2 separate regions of the Homo sapiens genome follow, and region 2 is linked to region 1. The links are chromatin loops, found by intact Hi-C in ENCODE. Cell type or tissue: gastrocnemius medialis. All regions are shown on one strand.

The links. Hi-C counts contacts between places; a loop is a spot of excess contacts. Peaks named below come from ENCODE experiments on the same cell type or tissue, not always from the same donor. Only the 100,000 strongest peaks of a DNase experiment are listed, where the experiment ranks them.
Region 2: it touches region 1 in a loop (2.3-fold over the local background); 7 of 110 quality-filtered maps call a loop at or near these places.

Annotation. Positions count from the first base shown.
Region 1 is chr5:42,510,568-42,518,567 of GRCh38, forward strand. All of the region lies in intron 1 of GHR (growth hormone receptor), which reads left to right. Among named protein-coding and RNA genes, the nearest start is that of GHR, 91 kb to the left of the region's middle. In gastrocnemius medialis, a CTCF peak has its summit at 4,406 (motif pointing right); DNase peaks (open chromatin) are centred at 201, 574, 4,364 and 6,244; H3K4me3 peaks cover 2,075 bases; H3K27ac peaks cover 8,000 bases.
Region 2 is chr5:42,652,803-42,660,802 of GRCh38, forward strand. The region is part of intron 3 of GHR (growth hormone receptor); the gene reads left to right. Among named protein-coding and RNA genes, the nearest start is that of CCDC152, 100 kb to the right of the region's middle. In gastrocnemius medialis, a CTCF peak has its summit at 4,044 (motif pointing left); no DNase peak of the experiment used is centred here; H3K4me3 peaks cover 406 bases; H3K27ac peaks cover 2,206 bases.

The DNA.
Region 1 (8,000 bases):
TATCTTATACAACATAAAAAACTGTAGCAATAACCAAAGCAATAATAGATACCTTGGGAGATAACAGGAAGGCAGGCAGCTCAGATTGACTGAAGGCGACTCAAGGAATATTAAAAATGCACAAAAACAGTAGCATGGAGATGCCGGCTGGGGAGCTGAGATGAGACAGATGAATGGAGCTCTGAGCCAGAGGGCCTACCACAAAAGTGGTCATAGGAAGAAGTTCAGCCTGCCTTGAGCAGATAGCTTTGCCTGGTGGGAGAGGGCGTATTTCTTGGGAGACACCTCTGGGTGCAGGCGCTCATCTTTAATTCCCTTAAGAGAGCTGAAATCACTGCAGTCTGTGCAGCAGCCAACTTCAGGGATTTTTCCTTTCCTGCTAAGGTTATAATTCTGTTCTTGCTATTCTTACTCCTCTTGCCTAAGAAAAATCTTGTTTCCATGTAATACCAATATTATCCCACTATTTACCAGTAGCATATGAGCTGCTTGCTGTTACAGAAACACATGCTGTAATAGAACAGACTGCACTCCTTGGGTCATCTTTGTTATTTCCCATGTGTCAGGTGAGCACCCACCTTGTGACTTTTGCTACTGGTCTTTCCCTGCCTGGAATGCTTTCCCTCCAGAAGTCCTCACGGATTTCTTCTTCTATTTCAGTTCTTTATTTAAAAATATTTTTCATAGTTTGAACCTCTCTAACCAGCTGATTTAAAAGAACAACACCACCCCAACAACGTTCTCTACTTTACATCATAGTTTAATTTTCTCCATAGTATTTATCATCATCTGATATATTATAATACTCATGTATTGGCTGAACCACATCCATAAGTATTAAGATCCGTGAGGGCAAGACTTGTGGGTTTTTAAACTTGTTTTCCTCCTTTGTTTTTCTCTATTATATCTTTAGTGTCTGGAATAAGGTTCAGCACATACAAGGCATTTACTAAATGTTGAATGAATGAATGAATGAAGCTCAAGCTCCATCTACAAACAGTCCTCTGTTTTTTGTTTTTTGTTTGTTTGTTTGTTTTTTGTTTTTGTTAGCTGTTATCTGGCTGTTTTTTATTAGATAATAATTTGTCTTCCTTTACTTACTGATTTTGTTTATGTGTTTGCAGGTGTGTGTGTGTGTGTTTGTGTGAAAGAGGAGAATGACTTTTATCAAACCTGGTTTTATGTCTTCCTTAGGATGCATCAGAGTTTCATGCTGTTCACACTACCCTTCGGGGTATTCAGACATTTAAAGTCTTAATATTTCAGCAATAAAGTCTTAATATTTCTGGCCTGGAAAAATACTGTGATATGGGTTGAATTCATCTTTTTGCACCCCTCTATCATCATAACCACTCCCTGCTCCCATTCTAGGAATCCAAGCTCTTATGCTAACAATTAAAAATTAAGTCCACAGACTGCAGATAGACCCTACGCTTGAGCTGCCGGTGGGTTGCTGAAAAATTAATATTTGATGGAAATTTGAATTAATTGCCTCTTTACCCCCTACCAATCCCTGTGTATGGTCAAAAAATAGGACATTCCAATACTCCACAGTGATGGCCACAGTGCTGGTTTGTGCTGATGTTATAAAGGAGCAGGAAGATGGTAATGAACTCCCTCTGGTGCTGGACAAGGCTTCACAAGGGTGCTGATGAAAACAATGTGAGAAAATGGACTCAGGGGTTCTCAAGGCAGAGAATGGTGGGGGGATCCAGGAATCCACATATTCAAAGACACAAAGAAGTACAGATTTCTGAGGTGTTCAGGGAATGGTGATTCATTAGGTATGGGGCTGGGGGTGGGGCACAGGGTAGGCAGAGGAGAGAGCAGTAGGTGTATATGCCATGAAGATTTTGGAATCGATCCAACTATACAGCTATCAAAGGTTTTTGGTGATACAACCAGATTCGTCTTCTCACTCCTTACCTTTCTCACCTGATCCCTCCCTGGCTTTTCCAAACTGTCAACTATAAGGCTGTGTGACCAGAGAGCATGCCCCTGTCCCCAGTACTCAGATAAGTGCCTGACATATATATATATACATAGACAACCTACTTGTTTATGTGTCTGAACAAACTATCAATATTCATTTCTGCATTTTCTTTTCAGCAATGCTTACACTGTCTTCAAATCCTTTAGGGCCCTACACTTGACTATCAGGCTGCCTATTGAAAACTAACTTTACAGGTTGTTCATTGGTTACCATGATGGCACAAGTAACCATTCAGTAACTTTTTTTTTTTTTTTAACTAGAATTGAAAGCTTTGATCCATTCTCTTTTTCTGGTCTCATTTCCCTTCTACCAGATCTGATTCATGGTGCAACTTTTGGTGGCATCACCCCTTAATCCAGCAACATTTTTGTATACCCTGAGGTTATTACTTTGATGTCCTGAACTTATGGCTCTGGGGGATATTTTTTTAAAGGGGTCAGAGAAATAAGGTTGAATTAGAGAGATTCTTAGAAGTTTATGATTAAAACACTATCCCCTCTGATCTGAGTCCCAGCTCTGCCATTGACAGGTTGTGTATCATTAGCAATAGCAAGCTACTTCACATTTCTGAATCTCAGTTGATTGAGCAAAATTTAGATAATCAAAGACTACTGGAGATGTGATGCTTTGACACAAAGAAATCTACCTCTTTGGTGAAATTTCAATTGTGTAGGAGCAGTTATTTGGGAGAAAAGTGCCCTCTCACCTTCTTAAATCATCTCCTAGGGCTATAATAGGAAATACGCAGCTTTTGCTGAGAACCCAAATGACATTGTGGATTATCCAGCTCTAGTCTTCTCTCTCCCATATAGAGGCCGGTTATCTTTGTCACTTCACAGCTCATTAGCAGCCCCACTCAGGGCCATGGAGAGGAAATAGATGAGATGAAGCTTAAATATGTCACATTGGTTATTTCTTAGCAGCTCTGATAAAAGGCTTAGCAGGGGCCAGGCGCGGTACTGTACGTCTGTAATCCCAGCACTTTGGGAGGCCGAGGTGGGCCGATCACCTGAGGAGTTCCAGCCCAGCCTGACCAACATGGAGAAACCTTGTCGCTACTGAAAATACAAAATTAGCCAGGCGTGGTGGTGCATGCCTGTAATCCCAGCTACTCGGGATGCTGAGGCAGGAGAATCGCTTGAACTCGGGAGGCGGAGGTTGTGGTGAGCCAAGATCGCGCCATTGCACTCCAGTCTGGGCAACAAAAGCAAAACTCCGTCTCAAAAAAAAAAAGCTTCAGCAGGGTGAGGTTAAAACTCAAATAAAGAGGTCTGAGGATTATCTGTGATGTTAGCTCATGTGTGTTACCTTCCTGTCTTCCCTTCTTTGTTCTTATTTCTAGGGATTAGTTGACTGCAAACATTAATGGGTTAAATATAAAAATGACTGCAAACATTAATGGGTTAAATATAAAAAATCTTTTCTATCCTGAAGGTCTTTGAAAAAATGATTTTATTACTTACTGGAAAAGAAAAATAAAACAAAGCTTGCTTCACCCAGAATTTATTTTTTCTTCTAGTTAAAATGAGCAACTTCTTTAACCAGAACTGACCTTGAAGACAAATGGCTAAAATAAAACATTTGCTGAATTCACTGGGCGCATCTTACAAGTAATTTTTGGATTCTGCATTGACTACCTACAAGTGCCTTCTGGGTGCAAGTCCACAGGCAAGATTTGTTCTGCAAATCTTCCATGACCAAGGTCACCTCTTTGGATTGGCAGACCCAGGGAGTCCATATTGGGAAGATAAATTCACACTTCACCCCTTGTTGAGATCTCCAGCCTTGCTCCTCTGATAACCAGGTCTCTCTTCTGTCCTATTATAATTTATGACCTTTGAAAAGTTACTTATATCTGGGGCTATTCAAACTCCCAGCTATCTATGACCATATGCATAAATGGTTCTAGATTTAAAAAAAAAAAGAAGCTATTCAGAGATATTGGGATACCCTATAACCAATATAAATGGGTAATTCAGCAGAACCAGATGCTGGGGTTGAGAAATAGATGTGGACAATTGGGGCAGGGCCTAAGAAAGATCGGAGGCAAAGACAGTGACTAGATGGGGAGCTCTGATAAGGTAATGCCCAGGCCTGTGCTTGGAATTCTGCCACAGTGGGGACATTAGTGGGGGTCTGTAGTCATTGCAGGGTGAGAGGAGGATAGAAAGAAAAGATTGTGTGAAGGTCAGTGGAAGGTCCCCCATTTCATTGCTAAGAGAACTATGTATGCACGTTTTCCTGTGTTTAGTCTCACACATAATTGTACCTTTAAGAACTGATCACACACTGCATTTCCCTGGCAGTTTTTGGCATCTCAGATGAGGAAGAGTGATGGGCGACAGGTGATGGTGACAACTATTAATAAGATCTGAAAGTAAACAGTCTCATGAAAGGTGGCCAGGAGAGGGCAGTCACCTTTTATCAGGAGCACAGACTGAATTTGCAAAGGGTACTTAAGCTACAAGACTATAAAGCATGATGCAGGCTTAACCAAAATGCAGTGTCTTGAGCATAGTAGACTCTTAGTGTATGTTTGCTAAATATACCTTAGCTGCTGCTGTTCCCCAGAGCTCATCAGAGTTCCATAGAAACCTGGTCCCTTCCAGAAAACCAAAGAATGACTAAAGAAAAGTGATTGCAAATCCAGAAAGCAGCTTTGCCTTACTGGTTGGTAACAGCAGGATTTTCTTTTCCTTGTAGTTTATTTTGGCTTAGGCTAGTGTCTCTTTCATGAAGACAGCTACTATTTACAATTGTTGTTAACATGTTTTTCCTTTTTCATCTCCCAATATACTCTCTTCCTGTCGTTAAACACAGTCAATTTACCAATGGAATCTGCTTTATAAGCTCCTGCATTTTCTTTTTCCACAGATGGGATTAATGCCATTATGTTCTATGTCATCCACATAGTCTTGGCTTCTAGGCACCAAGGTGTTGTTCTAGAGGAAAGAAGAGTAATGGTCGACACAGGCAGGCTGAGGGCTAACCTAATGATTTCATGCATTTAGTGGTAATTCTTAATTAAGATCCCAATTTTATTCTGTTGGATTTAGTCTATAACCCGCTGAAAATCATTCTTGAATTAACACTGGGTGGATATAAAAGCAGAAAGCCAAGGACTTTGCACTGTTCTCAGCTGTAGCTGTTTATTTAGCTGGAGAAAATTTAGTGGGTGGTCCAACCTTCATAACCAGGAAGAATAAAATAGAGGTGTAAAGGCCTTGGTGGAAGGAGGGCAGTAGCAACCTTTCCATTTCTTCAGTTTTATCGCAGCCTATGAAATTAGTTCCTTAGGTATGTTGATCTTGTAGGAGCTAGTATTTTAACATTTGCTCCATCAAGTTGTTTGGTTTAAATCTAAGAATAAGCCCACTGAAAACTATTCCTAATTTGTGAAACGAATAACAATAATAGATGTTAATAGAAACAAAGACTTCATTTGGTTAGTTTTTAGAGGGGGCACAGAGAATGTAGTAACATAATAAGTTAGATTTTTGTTGTTTTCTTTTTCTTAGTTCTTTGTAGTCTTTATAATCTCTAATTGGCATTTGCTCCTGACTTTTCTCAGTGTACTTCCACATGGAAGAGACAAAAGTCTCAAAGCTGGTGTAGAAAAACCCTTAATAAATTGCCCATTAATTAGCCACCTTGATTTCCACCTTTAAAGCAGTTAATTGAAGTAAGAATTTGTTAGATTTTTCTCAAGCATAGCAGAAATTAAGATTAATTTCTTAGGTGTCATTGCTACTTGCCTACTTAAACCACCAGTTCATCTTTATCATAAATACTTAAGCCAAAAGTCACATTAGAGGCAATATGGCACAGTGATTGTGGACCCCGGAGTCAGGTGAGCTGGTTGAAATCCTGGCTTGGCTACTTCCCAGCTATGTGATCCTGGGCTTCAGGGTTCCCTTTTGCAACATGACATGATTGCTGAGCTGCTTCTTAGGGTTGTGTGTGGCTCCGGTAAGATAATACAGGAAAAGAGCTGAAAGCAGTATCTGACCCTGGAGAGAAAGTAGGGAAGAGACAATAGAGGAAAGAGGACAAGGAAGTGGGAGATGAAGAGAAAGTTCAAGAAGGAAAGTGGAAGAATCTCAAATAGAAAGTTAATTTTCAGTTTTTCCTGAGAAGAGATATATAGACATCTTCATGTGGCTTTGGAGAGCCTTGGAGCCCATCAGCAAGACGGTTGGAAATTATACTGAAACAGAAGTGTAGACCTATGTGACTTATGTCCTGGCCAGTTGCCTCATGTCCTCTGTGGTCAGGTTGATCTCTACTGGCACTGTCAAAAGATTTTTTATGGACAGCTGGTTGGGGTAAACTTTGAAACCTGATTGTTTGCACTTGAGTGCCAGAGTGTGTAATTATTTACCGGTGTTCACTAAGGATGTCAGTGTAGATTTTTAGGGGGAGAAAAAACTTAAATTTAAAATTTGGAGGCATCTTTTTCAGTCTGCCTGCCCTGGTGTTTGTTATAACACTTAGTTTGGCATGTAACAGCTGAAGCTACTGGTTAAATCATTAAGCATTTATTATTTTAAAACTCCTCTTCTCAAAGCAAAAAATAACTATCATGTTGAAGTTCTTTCCTCTAAGAATGACATTTACTGTGAGTTTTATACCAATGGACTAATTGGAGGGTTGAGAAAATAAATTTTGGAAAGACAACAATAACTTCAGAATTTTCCTTGGATGGAGGTTTCCTTTTTAAAACCTGAACTGAGCTTTATCAAAACAGTAACTGAACTTTGAAACGAAACAAGAGTGCTGAATTGAAAGCTCCAGGAAGGCAGGGATGTGTCTGTGTTGTTTATGACTATAACCTCTGGGCCTAAATCAGTACCTATCCCATGGTAGGCACTCGGTAAATACTGAAGGAATGAGTACAGTATGAAAATTAGCATGGCTGATCCTTGGAAAAAATATAAGTCAAAAGGGAATAGCATGCATGTGTAACTAAAACATCAGTCCACATGCTTGAAATGTCATCACTTTTTTATGGTCAGGACCTGTTTTTTTCTGCTCCAATTAAAGAAGAAAATTGTAATGTGAAAGAAGCAAGAAGTGAAGTATTTGGTATTCATGTGTTTTGACATCTGCAGTAAGTTTAAAATAAATTTCTAAATCTTATTGTATTGAAATTGTATGAGTTTCTTAAGTGGTATTATTCATTCAGACTTAAAGTGAAGTTAGGTTGCTGTCACTCATAGTGGACTTTTTTTTTTTTGGCATTATTAAAACAACATGTCTTCTGGGTGTTGTCTTGTATTACAAAAGCTTGCGTGTTTTCTCTTGATGCTGTGCCCTGTCTGTTGCCATTGAGGGGTCTAAGGACCAAATGAGGTCTTGTTTCCTTCCTGATATTCTTTTGACCAGTTTAGAATATGCCAGGTCCATTCACACAACTAAGCGGCTCAGTTCTCTCAGTTCCCTGGTCTTCTCATATTAGATTGTTATCTATGAGCTTGAAGTTTAGACATGAAAAAGAATGGTTGTAATCCTCTTCCTTCTCTCACCCTCTTCCCTTTTTTTCTTAAGTTAGCCTTTTGAATTCATGATTCTAATAATTAATATATATTATTATATAATATAGTATATATTCATAATAATGATTAATGATAGTATTAATAATTCTGTGTGTGTGTGGGCAGCTACTCATACAGAGGAAAACAGATTGATTAGTGGAAATTACATTAATTTCATAACTTCTTATTAAAAGAGTTTGTGTGTGTGTTGTTGGTTGTTTGTTCCCTTTGCAACTCAACATGGTCTTCTTGAGGTGTAGGGAAAACATATGCTTAGGAAACAGAGCCTTCTTTTCTCCTTTTGGTATGGAAGACATATGCAAAAAGAATGAAGGAACTAATTGTCTCTAGCCAGGGCTCTGCAAAAATAGTACTGGTAGAGAAAAAGCTCTAAAAGAAGTAAAAGTTTATAGTGCTTTCTCCTGGCAGAGTTAACCTCATCTTCATCAGCTTTTCCCCTGCCTCAGAGAGGC
Region 2 (8,000 bases), 140 kb after region 1:
TGAAATCACACACAGCTGAATGTGGACCCTGATTCAAATCCACACATCCTGACTCAAGCATCCTTGCTCTGTACTACTGTGCTACAGTGCCTCTTTACATCCTCCTGATGTAGAAATCTTCTTCTAGAATAATGAGAAGCAGTGTGAACTTTGAAGTAGGACTTCCTGGGCATGGTGCTTTCCATCTCTGGGCCAAAGTTTTCTCATCTTTACAAAAGGATTACGATCAACCCCCATCTCATACTGTGGTTAGGAGAATTGAGCAAGACCATATACTAAAAGATGTCAGAACAGGGCCTGACAGATCATAGTGCCCAATAAACATTGGCTCTTGTTATCATCATAAATATGTTAAAATGAGCTTTAGTATGTGGATAATAGTAGCAGAATTTCCTGAATGAGACATGTTAAACATTTATTAAGCAGGCACTTTTTGGAGTTTATCTTATAATAATTCAGTAAGGTTACTCTTGTCATCCCTATTTCACTGAATTTGAGGAATCTCAGGCTGCAAGATAACGTATTAGTTTTCTAGAATCAAATAAGCAAGGATTCAAACTCAGGATATATTGACCCCAAAACCTCAGATCTTTCTGCCATCCCTATCTTGTTCTAAACCCCAGGTTTGCTCATCCGGGCCCTAGTCATTGATCAAAAAGCACCAATACAAATCAGAGTAGAGAAAGTCATATTGAGCTTGTGAGGTTGTATTATGGGCATGGTAACAAATGTAATTCAGCTGTATTGGCACAGTGCATAACAACCACACTTAATTTCTGTCCTAAGACCTGTCTGAGCCCATAAATAAAGTTACATTAATAATTACGGAATGGTAAGGGACCACTCAGAAAATCTTGGTTGATATAGGAAGTGGCATCTGTGGCTTCTAATTGAGAGATATTGCTTCTTGAATCAGTGCTAGACCATTGCTCTAGGGGGATATTAAGCCTTCTCTGTCCATGGAAGATGTGAAATTCAACAGCTGACCTGACTGCTTGTCGCTGTTGATGATCCTATAAAATTTCCTCTAAGATACGAACTCTGTGTTCTAGTCCAAATCAAGTGAATATTTCCTGTTGGTTGACCTACAACTTCAAGGGTATGAGGTCATAAGTTTAAAAAGATTCCTTTTCTCCCCAGTGTTGTAAGAGTTATTTTAGTTCTATCAAATGCTCCCAGTGAGTACTGCATATTTCCTTTTTGCCAGATACATTAGCTATTCACTCTTTTTTCCTATCTCTTCTATGCTTTTATTTTTTCCCTCATCTGTTTAACCAATGGTACCCTGAATTTTAGAACCAGACAGGTAGTAGGACAAGGCAGGTGAAAATGCACAGGTTGTAAATTTCAGAATGCACATTCAAATTCCATCGTTGTCTCTTACTAACTGAATGAATGTAGGTAAGATGCTTTACCTCTCAGAGTCTTACTTACCCCATCTATAAAATGAGAATAATACAAACTGTCTTCTGTGGTTTTCTTGAGCATTAAACGTCTCTATTTATGGAACATAGTTTCACATAGTAACTGATTCTGTACCAATGCCCTGCCCCCCATGTAGGCAAATGCATGTCCCGAAAGACCCAAAACAAGTTGTCCCTCTTTTCAAGATGAAGATTTGTAATCTCTCCTTAAACTTATCCAGTTCTGGTGTTTAATTTCCTTTATAAGCCAGAAGTTGTTTTACGTCTCACCAAATCTTATAACATGAATATTACACTGTCTTCCAAATGTGAGCCTCTAATTACCTTAGGCCAATAGCAGAGCCTCTGATCTTGTCTTTTCTCCTTTTCCGCTTACCAGACAGCACATTCTGCCTGAGAGTTGAGACCCAAAAAGATATAAATCAACTAGGGGGCAAAAATGGAGTTTCCTAAGCTTGTCCCAGAGTTTGACTCAGTAGCCTGAGGTGGAGTTCAGGGGCTTGATGTTAAAAACAAGCTACCCCAGTGGTTTTGCTGCAGGTGGACCAGACTCCCAAGACCACATTTTGCAAGCACTGGCATTTAGGAAGAGCACGTACCTACTCTAGCAGAGTTTATGCAGACTATGATTGCAGCCTAGTTTGTGCAGACTATTGATTGCAGCCACTTGGCAAGGCTCTATAAGAAAAAGCGAGCCAACATGTAAGTAAATTATCATGGCCTTGAAACTCCTCATCTGAAAGGGTTTCCTCTCATCCCCTCATCCCCTTGTGTCTGCCCCTGAATGCCAGACTATCTTCTCCAGCCCCAAGTCAACCTCTCATTTTTAAGCCATTCCTCATTCTCCTATATAGTCCAAAATAGCGAATACATTTTTAGGAATTCTCTTGCTTTATGGACGTTCATCCAAAAATATTTCATTATGAGAATAAGTGCTTAGCTTATCCTGTAGTGTCTTTCTGCTCTAATATTTGGGCCCTTCCTTTCCACATAGTTGCATTTTCTTTGACGGGCAGATGCTGCTCCTTTAATATTTTTCACACCTTTGTGCTTCTAACAGAGCAATTATTTCAGGATGAGGGCACTTGGAGAGCTGTAAGAGGATAAGGAGCCCAGGGCTCTGCCTTGGATTTGTGTACCTAAATGTTACCTAATTAGATAAACCTGAGGAAGATGTGGAAGCAAAGTAGAATGGAACAGAAAGTGTTTGAATAATAAGAATTTGGACATTGCTGCTCCGTGGTGACATTGGCAGACTCTAAGCCTCTTGCCTCATTTTATTCATTCATGTATGACGGGGTTATGCTCAGTCATAAGTCACTAAAATTTGTATTCTACATCCCATTAGTAAAGTAATTTTTGAACACATGATACATATGTTTACATATTTGTAAGTTATATATATGTACAAGGTTCTAATATATTCTGTTCATTGTCAAACATAAAATATATATAAATTTGGTTTAATATAAAATATAAAATTGGCATTAGTAGACACTGTCTACCGAAATGAGACACTGTCTCATTTCTGAAAAAAGCACAATGTATACTAAGTTAAAGGTTCATTCTTAACAGCAGTAGGAGTAGATCTTTATTTCAAATAGTCTTTGGGATAATTTCCTATTTTGGAAGACAGCTTATCAGATTTGGTTAGAGTTGATGAAAGCTTATTCTAGGGTTAAGAAAAGTATTAGCCCAGCCATTTTCTTATTGTTGATTTGGGCTTGCATAATTAGTTTTACCTTCAGTATGAAGTTTCTTTACATGAATCTTTTTAACTCACTTATTTGTTATACAATTATTAGTTAAATCAATTTTAAATCAGTATAATCTATCCACAAAATCAGTCATACAGAACCTGCAAAAAACATGTTCTAACATGTTACATGAAGAGGTAACTAAAGATACTACAAACAACCCCTCTGAACGGTAACACTCCCACTCTTCCTGCAAAATTCCTCTCATAGCAAATGCAACATGTGACTCAGACACAGGCTGACTGAAGGCTTTATGCAACTCTTACATGCTCAATATTAGAAAACTTTCATTTGTTTCCTATTTTATATAAACAACACATATAAATAAACATTTTAGTATCTTCTCATTACCCAGTGGATTGTCTTGCATGGTCCATTTTGAAGACAGTAAACTGTAGCCTCTATTTTTATTTAATTTCAAATACCTGTTTGCCAATATTCACAGCCAGCTCTTGTTAATGTTCTTTTCTGTCCTGTGAATCCTGATGTCGTATCTTGCAACATCACCTCTAAAGCCTATCTTTGCACTCCTGTCCATCCCCCATTCTCTATTATTATGCTGCCTCTGATGGCCAGAGAAAAAAATCTTGAAAATATATATTGTATTGCCCTACCTGGCGAGGAATCAGCAGTTATACAATTCAAAGTTGCAGCAATTCACCACATTGTTTAGCACCCTACTATGTGTAAGGAGGAAGCTTGATTTAAAAAATATATACAATCATGCCTTCTTCAAGAATGTTTTGGAGCATGCAAGAGCTTAATGCTCATGGACATTTACTTTATTCCAGCAAATTTAGACCCAATCTCTGTGTAGTTTCATTTTGTTTTCCATTTCCTGATTAACTGACTATATATCTAGCTACTTATTTGCTGCCATCTAGTGTAATAAAGTATGTTGATTATACAAGGAATTTTGAGCCCATTATGTAGTTGAATATCAGTACTCAAAATGATTCTTTTTTTCTGGTTTCTTATAAGTTTACAAAATGCCTAGTCAGGGACCTTTCTTATCACTGTAACCCTGAACATGGTCTTAATCTTGTGTCATAGAATCTAGGGCTCAGGATCAACCTTCGTTCATTTTCTATAAATGTGACATTTGGAAACTGGGTAGGGGCTTAGCAGTTGGTGGATATGAAGTAAATATATAAGAGTAATCATTAAGAGATCATCTCAGTTTAGTGACCATGATTTTTTCCTCATGGAGGCAGCAAAACACAGCATGGATTCTTACCAGTAGTGTGACCATGGGCAATTTATTTCTCTCTTGGAGGCATCATTTTCTTCATATCTAAAATGAAATGGTAGGTCCAGGTGACTGTTAAGGTCTCTTCTAGCTCTAAGAGTCTGTGTCTACATATAAATGATTTTCTCTGCCAAAGTAGTGTTTTTAGAGTCCTTTTTAATGCCAGAAATGAATACGGCTTCTCTAGTTCTTCTAAGTGGCCATCTATCCTTTGGTGATGGTTAGAAGTAAGCAGAGATCCTGGCTAGAAAGAGAGAGAGGAAAATGTGGACCATGATTTTATTCCTTTTATTCTTGAGAGTTGTCCAATGGGATATTGTCCACTAGTGGATAAGTAGATACTTGCCAATATGCACCTGACCTCTTCTCTTCACTCATAATGGGAATTTAGAAGTATAATACCTGTTATAATCAACTTCCTAATCTCTATCCCTTTTTTGTCACTCTATTTCCTACTGTAACTTCTCTATGAAGTACTATAAGTCTACAGTAACATACTGGTGTTTCCCTTTCCTTATGAAGTTTTATATAGCTACTCCAGTATATCCTAAAATGTTCCTTTTTCTTGCTTTTATAGTGGAGTCTTGCTTGTTGGCCAGGCTGGCCTCAAACTCCTGAGCTCAAGTGATCCTCCCACCTAATAGTAGCTGGGTATTCTTCTGAGTAGGTGGTCCTAAAATGTTTTATTTTCAGCTTATTTCATAGGTATAAGTCTTATTTTCCCAACCAGGCTGAAAACTTTTCAGAATCAGGACTTGTCTTTAGTTTCTCATTTTTTATGAGGGGATGTGGCATTATTGCTTAGGGAATTCAGATATTTCTGATAATAAAGATGCTTTTCTGTTTGTTCATATAAATTAGGGTAAAAGAGGAAGTACAAAACTATCTCAAATCAAGTACAGGACTCTTAATTATTACTAGCTATCTAACAGCTCATAGAAACCGATAAGTTTCTGAACCTAATGCCAAAAAAAAGCAACCTTACCATAAAAAGAAAATCCAAATAAAACTGAAAGAGGCAGTGGGCAGTGCTACCTATGGGAAGAAAACTTTGAAGTGGGAAAAATCTGGATTCACATCCCAGCTTTGCTACTTATTACCTTTGTGTTTTGGCTAAAAATTATCTAACTTTCCTGAAGTTAAGTTTCCTTCTCTGTAAAATGAGGGTTATAATAATATATACAGCATACTCCACAGAAGAGTTGTGAAGATGGAATGAGAAAGCAAATGGCAAAAACTTAGCACAAAGTAGGAGCTCAATCAATCATGGTTAAAAAGAACTTTTATCCATTGTTATTTTTGCTTATATACAGTAAGAATTATCCAATGCAAATGTAATCAGAGCATCTGCAATTGAGCTTTATAAAGTGAATTATAATTCTCATACCATAGTGGTTCTCATCAAGGGTGATTTTTTTCCCCCCAGGGGACATTTGGCAATGTCTAGAGACATTTTACTTGTCACACTGGAAAAGAGGGGGTGCTACTGGCATCTAGTAGGTAGAGAGTAGGAATGATGATAAGCATTCTCTAATGCACAGGACAGCATTCCACAGCAACAAATGATCTGATCCAAAATACCAATAGTGTGGAAGTTGAGAAACCCTACCATAAAGCCTAGGGAGTCCATTACTTCTGACCTAAATTTGTTTTATATTTAAGAGTGGATGTGGATTAAAAGTAGCTTCCATTTTGGTAGGTTATGAAGAGAGTTGTCTAATCTGTGCTTTAGATTCTAATTTTGAGGCATATTTTTAGGCTAAGGCATTGCAATATATAAGGCTTTCTAAGTTTCAGACATTTTCTTGGAGGTCAACAAATGAAGGCTTGGGGATCTATTAACCCACTAGAGTAGTGTAATAATGGTGGTGGTTGTTTATTGAAGACTAACCAAGTGCCAAGTACTCTATAATAATCTGATTTATTTTTCAGCAACTGTATAAGCAGGTATTTTGCTCTCATTTTACACAGGGGAAAACTGGAGCTTAGAGAACTTATGTAACATTACTAGCAAGTTGCACAGCTGGGATTCAAACTGAAATCCAGCTAGCTTCAAAGACTGTGTTCTTTCTGCTGCTGCATACTACCCCTACCTACCAAGGCTCTGAGATTAGAAAGCAGGATGGGTGTGTTTTAAAGGAAATAAGGTAGGAAAGTTTTCAAATATTAGAAACTCTGCACAAGAAGATTAGGTCAAGTTTCCCACTGAGGGGCCCTTGAGTATCTATGAACTCGATGAAAACTCTGAGCTTCTCAGGAAGGTAGACCAAAGGGAAAGGATTCATCAAAATGGATGTTAGCACTATGCCATGTGTATTACTCCATCCTCACACGGCCAAAAGGACATACCTGAGACTGGGTAATTTGTAAGGAAAAAGAGGTTTAAAAAAGTTCTCTTCGATGGCCAAATAGGAACAGCTCCGGTCTACAGCTCCCAGCGTGAGCGACACAGAAGACGGGTGATTTCTGCATTTCCATCTGAGCTACTGCATTCATCTCACTAGGGAGTGCCAGACAGTGGGCCCGGGACAGTGGGTGCAGCACACTTTGCAGGAGCCGAAGCAGGGTGAGGCATTGCCTCACTCAGGAAGCGCAAGGGGACAGGGAGTTCCCTTTCCGAGTCAAAGAAAGGGGTGACAGATGGCACCTGGAAAATCGGGTCACTCCCACCCTAATACTGCGCTTTTCTGACGGGCTTAAAAAACGGCGCACCAGGAGATTATATCCCGCACCTGGCTCGGAGGGTCCTACGCCCACGGAGTCTCGCTGATTGCTAGCACAGCAGTCTGAGATCAAACTGCAAGGTGGCAGCAAGGCTGGGGGAGGGGCGCCAGGCATTGCCCAGGTTTGCTTAGGTAAACAAAGCAGGCGGGAATCTCGAACTGGGTGGAGCCCACAACAGCTCAAGGAGGCCTGCCTGCCTCTGTAGACTCCACCTCTGGGGGCAGGGTACAGACAAACAAAAAGACAGCAGTAACCTCTGCAGACTTAAATGTCCCTGTCTGACAGCTTTGAAGAGAGCAGTGGTTCTCCCAGCATGCAGCTGGAGATCTGAGAACAGGCAGACTGCCTCCTCAAGTGGGTCCCTGACCCCTGACCCCTGAGCAGCCTAACTGGGAGACACCCCTCAGTAGGGGCAGACTGACACCTCACACGGCCAGGTACTCCTCTGAGACAAAACTTCCAGAGGAACGATCAGGCAGCAGCATTCAAGGTTCATGAAAATCCGCTGTTCTGCAGCCACCGCTGCTGGTACCCAGGAAAACAGGGTCTGGAGTGGACCTCTAGCAAACTCCAACAGACCTGCAGCTGAGGGTCCTGTCTGTTAGAAGGAAAACTAACAAACAGAAAGGACATCCACACCAAAAACCCATCTGTACATCACCATCATCAAAGACCAAAAGTAGATAAAACCACAAAGATGGGGAAAAAACAGAGCAGAAAAACTGGAAACTCTGAAAAGCAGAGCACCTCTCCTCCTCCAAAGGAACGCAGTTCCTCACCAGCAACGGAACAAAGCTGGACGGAGAATGACTTTGACGAGCTGAGAGAAGACTTCAGACGATCAAA